2 separate regions of the Homo sapiens genome follow, and region 1 is linked to region 2. Evidence: read pairs that join two places in POLR2A ChIA-PET (ENCODE). Cell type or tissue: B cell. All regions are shown on one strand. Each heading gives the region's core, and the rest is flanking DNA. Links, peaks and the distances in the headings are about the cores only.

Region 1 (4,404 bases), core at 160-4,159, 110 kb after region 2:
CCCAGGCTAGTCTCGAACTCCTGGACTGAAGCAGTCCTCCCCTTGTCCTCCCAAAGTGTTGTGATGACAGGCATGAGCCACCACACCCAGCCTGTTTTACTTTTAGTTAGGAATTTTGAAGAGAAAAATGATAGACTCTAGAGGAAGATGTTGGGCTTGCACTCAGATAATCCAAGTAGGGTACACTTCAAGTTAAGTTCGCGTGTACAGACCTGGTGGCCTTTTTCCTTAGCTTCATTAGGGTGATGTGATAAGTGGAAGCAACATGGTATTGGTTTGTGTTATTGCTGTAATGACTGCACCGTCACTCACTCGGGGTGGGCTAATACCTATAACGAGAGAACAGCTACTTATCACGGAGTCATATTTTGACTCTTGTCAAATTTAGGCTGATGTCTTCTTAGGTTACTACAATCTTTATGACAATCAGTAAGAGAATAAGGGTGTGTATTTCCAGATTACAGAAACTGGTTGAGCCACCTGAGGCAATTCACTTGGCCACTCTGTATCTATTTTTGTTCTCTTTAAAATGCTTATGGGAAAAATATGTTGACATCTCAGACATTTACAACCATGAAATTTCTTAATTCCAACTATGTGTGATTTTACATACCTTGCATTTCATTACTGGGTCTCGATCTAATATTTTTCCAAATCCTATCAAGGTATGGTAGTGTATTCACTTCAGCTAACAAATTATCCTTCACAATAGAATTTTAAATGAAACTTTAAATGCATTAATAATAACTTTCTGTTTATGGACATTAGCTCAAGTTGAGTCTTAGGAGTATATCACATTATACCATTATCTGTGTGGATATGAAGGAATGTATGTATTTAACATTTTACATGTACTGTTTACTATGGTCTGCATGAAGATTTATGCATGTGGGTTCATAGAAAGATAATGGGGGCAGAGGAAATGGGGGTAAATATGCATTACAGAATGGGTTTGTTAATTTCCCTGTTATTACAGGATGTTTTCGCAGCTTTTCAATTTGGTTTCCACCAGCCATTCACATGACCCAGAGTAGGTCTGAGATGGCCCAGGAAAGAGGATGATTTAATGCCTTAAATGATTCTTGATCTGCCCATTGGAGAAATTATTGAAACCACAATAGGGCTTGTCATATGGTCTTCATTCTGGGCAGAAAATTTTCAGTTTCAGCCAGTTTGGTAAAATTTAGACTGAAATAGGACAGTTGGTTTTCTAAGACACAGAAAAATTAACAAAATCAGTAATTGATCAAAATTGCCTGTTCTGTGGGGAAAAACTTGGGGACTTTTAAAATTTTCACTGTTTACGTTTAGAAAAACAATACTGGTCTCTTACTGACAATGTTTTATGTGTGGTAGATGCCTAGTAAATGGTGGTTGGATGGATGACTGGAGGAGTGAGTATATTCATGAGTTATTATCCATTTTCCTAACTCTTGGGACCATTTTGAATGTCCCAGTTGCAGAAAAGATGTCCCTCCCATGAGCATCTTATGTAGAGGCTTGATGCCCTTTGGATTGTCAACCATTTCCATGGAGCAAATTTGTCTTCGGTAACATAGGGTGTTTCTAAACAGAAAATTACTCTTCAAGTTCAAACAGGAGCCTACACAGCACATGTATTTTTCTGTGTCCATACTTAAAAATGTGCCAGATACAACAACCTGTCCCACAGAAGAATTAAGTATGCCAGTCTAGGAGCTAGTTAACAATTGGAATTGTTAGTTCCTTGGGATATGTATAGGTCTGTCTCTGCAGAGATTAAATTGGCTGTGTCTTTTTTTTTTTTTAAAGGAGAGCATAAAAGTGAGGCAATCTATAGAGTTTTGGAGGAAACCTCTAGAATTGGGTTAGTCATTTTGGGAATTCCTTGGTACTTTTTCTTCTGGGTTTATAACTTCTGAATATGTGCATCTTCTCCATCACCATTAAGAAGTCAGACCATCTTAGGTTCTTATTTAAGAAAATGCTGGTTGAATATGCCTATTTTGTCTACCAGCTTGCCAGTTTCACAGACTGCTGGTTTACTCTCCAACATCTGATAACACAGGAAATAGCGGGGGAGGCTGATGATGAAATGAAAATGCTCTACTTTTAAATTAGACTAAAATAAGTTTCTTTTTACATGTACAGCTAATGTTTGAGGCTGTAGTTGCAGTTAAAGCTTGCAATAAGATAGGAAGGACGTTCATCATAACTAGCAGATAGAATAATATTAGCACTAGCAGTTGACTCGGCTTTTAGAGCATGTGAAATGTGGGAAAACATTTCTGTTGCAGGATCTGGCATTTAGTATTCCAAACAGAACCAACCTGTTAACTTGTTCTGAACCAGGGTTTTCCTTTTATTTTCTAAAATTTTCTGAATATCCTTGCTCAAAGCCTGAGTTTGTTGCCAGAAAAGATCTCTGACTGTGATTGTGTTTTTGTGTTATAGATTTTTTTCTGGAAAAATGTAATGCTGAAATAACTGTATAGTTATTTGGCAGACTAAATATTTATTTTTATTTTGTAGTCACTTGAATTAGGAATCCCCGTAGGTTATAGAAATCCTTTAAAACAGTGTTTTGCCCTAGTCTTTCCCATGGTCCGGGGCATGCATGTGATTAAAACTTGCCCATACTCTGCAAAACAATCTAGCTTTAGAGTCTTTGATGGGGAAACAGAGGCAAGAAGCCATTGAGTCAACAAGATGGAAATATGGAATATGAACATTAGAAAAGGGCCAGTGCAGCACTTTGGGAGGCTGAGGCGGGAGGATTGCTTGAGCCCAGGAGTTTGAGACCAGCCTGGGCAATATAGCAAGACCTCCATCTCTACAAAAATAAAGTAAAATAATTATCTAGGCGTGGTGGCATGCACCTGTGGTCCCAGCTACTTGAGAGACTGAGGTGGGAGGATCGCTTGAGCTCAGGAATCCAAGACTTCAGTGAGCTAGGACAGCCCCACTGCACTCCAGCCTAGGCAACAGAGGGAGACCCTGAAAAAAAAAAAAAAAAGAAAGAAAGGAGGGAGAGAAGGGAAGCGAAGGGGAGGGGAAGGGAGGGGAGGGGAGGGAAGGGAAAAGGAAACTTTGGGATCATCTGGACTAATCCCTTTAGTTTAAAATGAACAAAGTAGGACCCAGAGGGGTTAGATGACTTGCCCAGTATTACACAGTTAGTGGCATAGATGAGACTGTAAATTTATGTTTATATTCATCAAATATTTATTGAGTTTATGGAGTGTCTGCCATGGGTGCAGCACTGTGCAAGATCCAGGGGAGACTTGATGAAAAAGTCAGATGCACCCCCTGCCATTGTGAAGTTTATGTGTCCTAGCAGGAGAGGGACACTAAACAGTGTTACCCTATTACTTAATGCCAGGAGTATCCAGAGGTATGAAGGATGCTCCCTTTGAATCATAAAGCAGACCTGAGATATCATGGGGGCCTCTTTGATAGGTCCTTACAGCATCCTTTAAAGAAAAAAATGACTGTCCTGAGCAACCATCTTGAAAAAGAGAAGAAAAGGCCCAGCTTGTAATTATGGCAAATGTTACATGCTTGGCTATTTAATGGTATCCTAGAGCCCAGGTTAACTATGGCTTTCAGGCAGGGCAGTCATTTTTTCATAGTAGTAATTAGGACTATCTAAACTTTTAGAGTAGCTTTATTCAAGCACTTAATTTTAAAATTAGCATTTTACTTCTTAAGTTTGTAGACAGCAGTGATGCTGATGTGCATATATTAATATGTTCCCGCAGTTTGCAGATTTTACATTCTAAATGTGTGTCTGTTGCAAAGTAATAAGGATCAATATAAAATTCTGCACAGAGTCCAACAGTTGCACAAGAACAGGATAAAGGGATATGTATTTTAAGAGTAGCATATGTAAGATCTGGTGGCTTTAGTTGAAGACATGAGTCAACAGAGCAATGTCACTTCCAAGAAAGTGTTACGTGAAGGTTTATGAACAGAAGTATTGGCATCAGAGAAGAAGCTCTTCCTCTACCCTGCATTTGTCAGCTTATCTGGAGAAGTATTCAACATTTTAGTGGCAGGCTGAACGAGGAGTACACACACAAATCATCCATCCATCCATCCATCCATCCATCCACTCATCTATCTATCCAACTATTCATCTTTCCATCTATCCATCCAGTTATCCATCCGTCTGTCCATCTGTCCAGCCATCCATTCATTTATTCGCCCATTTTGTTTATTGTCCCTTTAACAGAATGGAAGCCTCCCTCAGAAGAGCAGGGTGGGGTGGGAAGTTGGGGGGATTGCTCACTGCTGTCTTCCTGGGGCCTGTAACAGTACTTGACATGGCAGGCCCTCAATAAATTGTTGAACGACTGAATAGAATGAATGTGAGAATTTCAAATTCTGTCAGATGAGAAATAGTTGAAGGAAGTGAACTTGTTG
Region 2 (4,404 bases), core at 285-4,284:
CAAACTTTGGGCTAGTTCCAGACAGGTCTCTTGAACCTGAGATTCCTAAATAAGGAAAAATATTGGAAAAAACTAAAGTAGTTCCAGAAGGGTAGCTCCTGTTGGCTTCTAGTAAAAGCATGAAAAAATCCCCAATATAAGCCTTCAGGATCCCCAAAGAGTAAGATAAATACCTCTGTTCTTACAATAAGAAACAGAGATCAGCAAACATAAGAAAAAATGTCAGTGTGATTAAGTTAGAACAACAAACAACAGATTTAGACCTCCATGGTCTTCAAATATGGGAATTATAATATTCAAATTATAAAATAGCTTTATATGAAATACTATGAATTTTTAAATGGAATTACAAAACAAGCAACAAAGACGGTCATAAATAATTGGAATTTTTAAAATAGAAATAAACAATGTATGTGAAAATGAAAAATATAATTGTTGACATTTTAAAACCTCATAAAGCCATGGCTGAAACTGCAGATTACACATGGATGAAAGGAGAATTATATCATGGAAGCTGAATCTGAATAAATTACCTAGAATGTAATAGAGAAAACAAGAAGATGGAAATTATAAAAGTGGGATTAACAGATGTGCAAAATAGAATAAATCTAATTTATGAATATCTGGGAGATTAGTGAGAATATAGAAAAAGGAATAATTAAAGGATTAATGATTATTTTTCAATTCTGATGAAAGATATAAATTTATGAATGCCCAAAACATGATTTATAGCAAGCTTGATAAATAAAAAGGACTCTAGTCTGGGCATGGTGGCTCACGCCTATAATCCTAGCACTTTGGGAGGCCAAGGCAGTCATAGCACTTGAGTCCAGGAGTTTGAGACCAGCCTGGGCAACACAGCAAAACTCCATCTATACAAAAAATACAAAAATTAGCCATATGTGGTGGCACACATCTGTACTCCCAGCTACTTGGGAGGCTGAGTTGGCTTGGCAGGTTGAGGCTGCAGTGAGCTGAGATTTTTGCCACTGCACTCCAGCCTGGGTGACAAAATGAGACCCTGTCTCAAAAAAAAAAAAAAAAAACGAAAAAAAAAAAAGTTCAAAAAGGACTCTAGACCTAGATACCTTATAGTAAAACTCCAGAGAACAAAGGTAAACATATTTTAAAAGCATCTTTTTTTTTTTTTTTAAGATGGAGTCTTGCTCTGTTGCACAGGCTGGAGTGCAGTGGCGCGATCTCGGCTCACTGCAAGCTCCGCCTCCCAGGTTCACGCCATTCTCCTGCCTCAGCCTCCCGAGTAGCTGGGACTACAGGCGCCCGCCACCACGCCCGGCTAATTTTTTTTGTATTTTTAGTAGAGACGGGGTTTCACTGTGGTCTCGATCTCCTGACCTTGTGATCCACCCACCTTGGCCTCCCAAAGTGCTGGGATTACAGGCGTGAGCCACAGCACCCGCCCTTTAAAAGCATCTTTAAAAAAAATTTCCTATTGATGAATGACAACTAGACTACAGATTTCATAACAACAAAGGTAGAAAATATATTTATCAATAATATCTTCAATGTGCTAAAAAAATCATTAACTGTCAACCTGGAATTAGATAAATCATTGTCCACTTTGAATTATGTACCTAGAAGAATTATCTTTCAGGAATGAGGGAAAAATACAGCTATTTTGAGGCTAACAACATCTGAGAGAATCTGCCACAGCTGACCTTCACCAAAAGAATGTCTAAAAAATGACTTCAGGAAGAAGAAAAACGGTCTCAGAATGAAAACCCAAGATCCAGAAAGTGATAGTGAGGAAAGAAAGTGATGCAATCACCCGACAGGTTCCTCCTGCCTGCTGCACAGACAAAATCACTGAGGCCTGCCACTGAGACCATGGCATTGCAGTGGAGAAAGAATTCAGTTGACCCAAGGCCAGCCCATGAAGGACAACTGGAGTTATCACCCTGATCAATCTCCCTGAAGGCTCAGAGCTTAGGGATTTTGTGGACAATTTGGTGGGCAGGGGGCTAGGGAATGGGTGCTGCAGCTTGGTTGGGGATGAAAACATAGGGATGTGGAAACTATCCTCATGAGATGAGCTGAGTCTGCCTCTGGGTGGGACCACAGGACCAGCTGAGTCACGGCTCAGGAGTCTGGGTGGGGTCAATATGAAAAACATCTCAAAAAAGACCAATCTTGGGTTCTACACTATAGATAACATCTAGAGTGATGTTATCTATAGGAGCAATTGGGAAAGTGACAACTCTTGTGACCTTTGGCCACATGACCCATGAGCAGTAAGGGATTATAGAAACTGTGTCTACATCTAAAAGAAAGAAAGAAAGAGAGAGAGAAAGAAAGAAAAAGAAAGAGAAAGAAAGAAGGAAAGGAAGAAAAAGAAAGGAAGGAAGGAAGGAAGGAAAGAAAGGAAAGGAAGAAAAAGAAAAAGAAAGAAAGGAAAGAAGGAAGGAAGAAAGGAAAGAAAGAAAGAAAGAAAGAAAGAAAGAAAGAAAGAAAGAAAGAAAGAAAGAAAGAAACTAACTATGTCTACATCTTATAAGAGTTCAGACCTTTACCATAATCCTATTCCTGTGGCCTTTCATTAGTCTGACAAAGGTGGTTTTTGGCCCCTGAGCAAGGAAGGGGTTAGTTTTAGGGAAGGACTGTTATGATCCTTGTTTTCAAGTTAAACTCTAAACTAAATTCCTCCCAAAGTTAGCAGTTAAAATTCAGAGATTATCAGATTGTTATAAAATGAATGCCCATTGCAAAGGATTTGGAAAAAGAAAGAAGAAAGAATAATTAATTTTAATTTTAAAAAAAAGAAGCAAAGAAGAAAAAAAAATGCCAAGGCTTTCTAGATGTGGCCATGATGAAGTAACAGGTATTAGGCTTACTCTTCCATCAGAAACAACAAAATTGGCAAATATATGAAGCGACTGTATCTAGGCATTGAACAACAGATAGTGCTTCCTGTGATCTTTGAGAAAAATGCAAATACATGAAATGTGCTCCGTATTCAACACAGCTTTCTGCCCGGGCACACTTTCCAAACCAGGGTGCAGAGAGGTGAAGCCTAATTAGAATACAAATATGTTGCTGAGCTGAAGAAGCAGAGATCAGAGTTCCAAATGGTGGTAGTGGCTGTAATTTTTGAGCGGAATAGAAGAAAGTAGAGGTGTACACAGAAAAGGAGCTCAAGAAATACAAAGGGATTCCCTTAGTCTTTGGCTGAATACTAAGTGGTACATGCACAAGAAAACATCCACAAATTCTGGCAGAAAACAGCTACTGGTGGGTTGCAAGAAGAGAGATAACTTGGAGTCGCTGGGAGAGTGTAGGAATACCAAATTATAGTTCTGAATAGAAAAAAGTACAGAGAGTCTCTCTGAGCCTACACTGGCTTCAGAGCCTGCCTGATTAAAAAAAAAAAAAAGGCTGGGAGCGGTGGCTCACGTCTGTAATCCCAGCACTTTAGGAGGGTGGATCACTTGAGGTCAGGAGTTTGAGACCCTCCCTTTCTGTTTCTCTCTCTCTCGCTCTCTCTCTCTCTGCCTGTTTCTCTCCTTCTCTCTCTGTCTGTCTCTGTCTTTCTCTGTCTGTCTCTTTCTCTGTCTGTCTCTTTCTCTCTGTCTCTGTCTCTCTCTCTCTCTCTCTGCCTGTCTCACTGTGTCTGTCTTCTGTCTCATTCTCTTTCTCTGTCTGTCTGTCTCTCTCTCTCCCTTCCTGTCTGTTTCGGTGAAACCCTGTCTCTAGCAAAAAAAGAAAAAAATATATATATGTATATATACACACACATATGTATATACACACATATGTATATATGTATATACACACACTTATATACGTATACACACATATGTATATACGTATATACACACATGTATATACGTATACACACATGTATATACGTATACACACATGTATATACGTATACACACACGTGTGCATGTATGTATACACACACGTGTGTATATGTGTGCGTGTGTATACACACATATGTGTATATGTGTACATGTGTGTACACACACATATGTGTATATGTGTGCATGCGTGTATACACACATCTATGTATATACACATATATGTATATATGCATATATGTGCATGTGTATATATATACACACGCATGTGTATATACACACATATATGTGTGTATACACATATATACACACATATATGTGTGTATATACATACATACACACATACGTGTGTATATACATACATACACACACATACATACGAAAATTAGCTGGTGTGATGGCACATGCCTGTAATCCCAGCTACCTGGGAGGCTGAGACCTTGGCTTACTGCAAGCTCAGCCTCCCGGGTTCACGCCATTCTCCTGCCTTGACCTCCTGAGTAGCTGGGACTACAGCTGCCTGCCACCATGTCCAGCTAATTTTTGTATTTTTAGTAGAGACAAGGTTTCACTGTGTTAGCCAGGA

What was found. Peaks named below come from ENCODE experiments on the same cell type or tissue, not always from the same donor. Only the 100,000 strongest peaks of a DNase experiment are listed, where the experiment ranks them.
Region 1: POLR2A ChIA-PET joins it to region 2 with 5 read pairs; 2 of 35 experiments call an interaction of 5 or more read pairs at or near these places.

Annotation. Positions count from the first base shown.
Region 1 is chr10:96,693,131-96,697,534 of GRCh38, reverse strand. The region is part of intron 2 of PIK3AP1 (phosphoinositide-3-kinase adaptor protein 1); the gene reads left to right. Among named protein-coding and RNA genes, the nearest start is that of PIK3AP1, 25 kb to the left of the region's middle. RefSeq lists a silencer at 1,977-2,026. In B cell, for the core only: no CTCF peak of the experiment used is centred there; a DNase peak (open chromatin) is centred at 2,034; H3K4me3 peaks cover 2,652 bases; H3K27ac peaks cover 4,000 bases.
Region 2 is chr10:96,800,860-96,805,263 of GRCh38, reverse strand. No RefSeq gene overlaps it. Among named protein-coding and RNA genes, the nearest start is that of MIR607, 26 kb to the left of the region's middle. In B cell, for the core only: no CTCF peak of the experiment used is centred there; no DNase peak of the experiment used is centred there.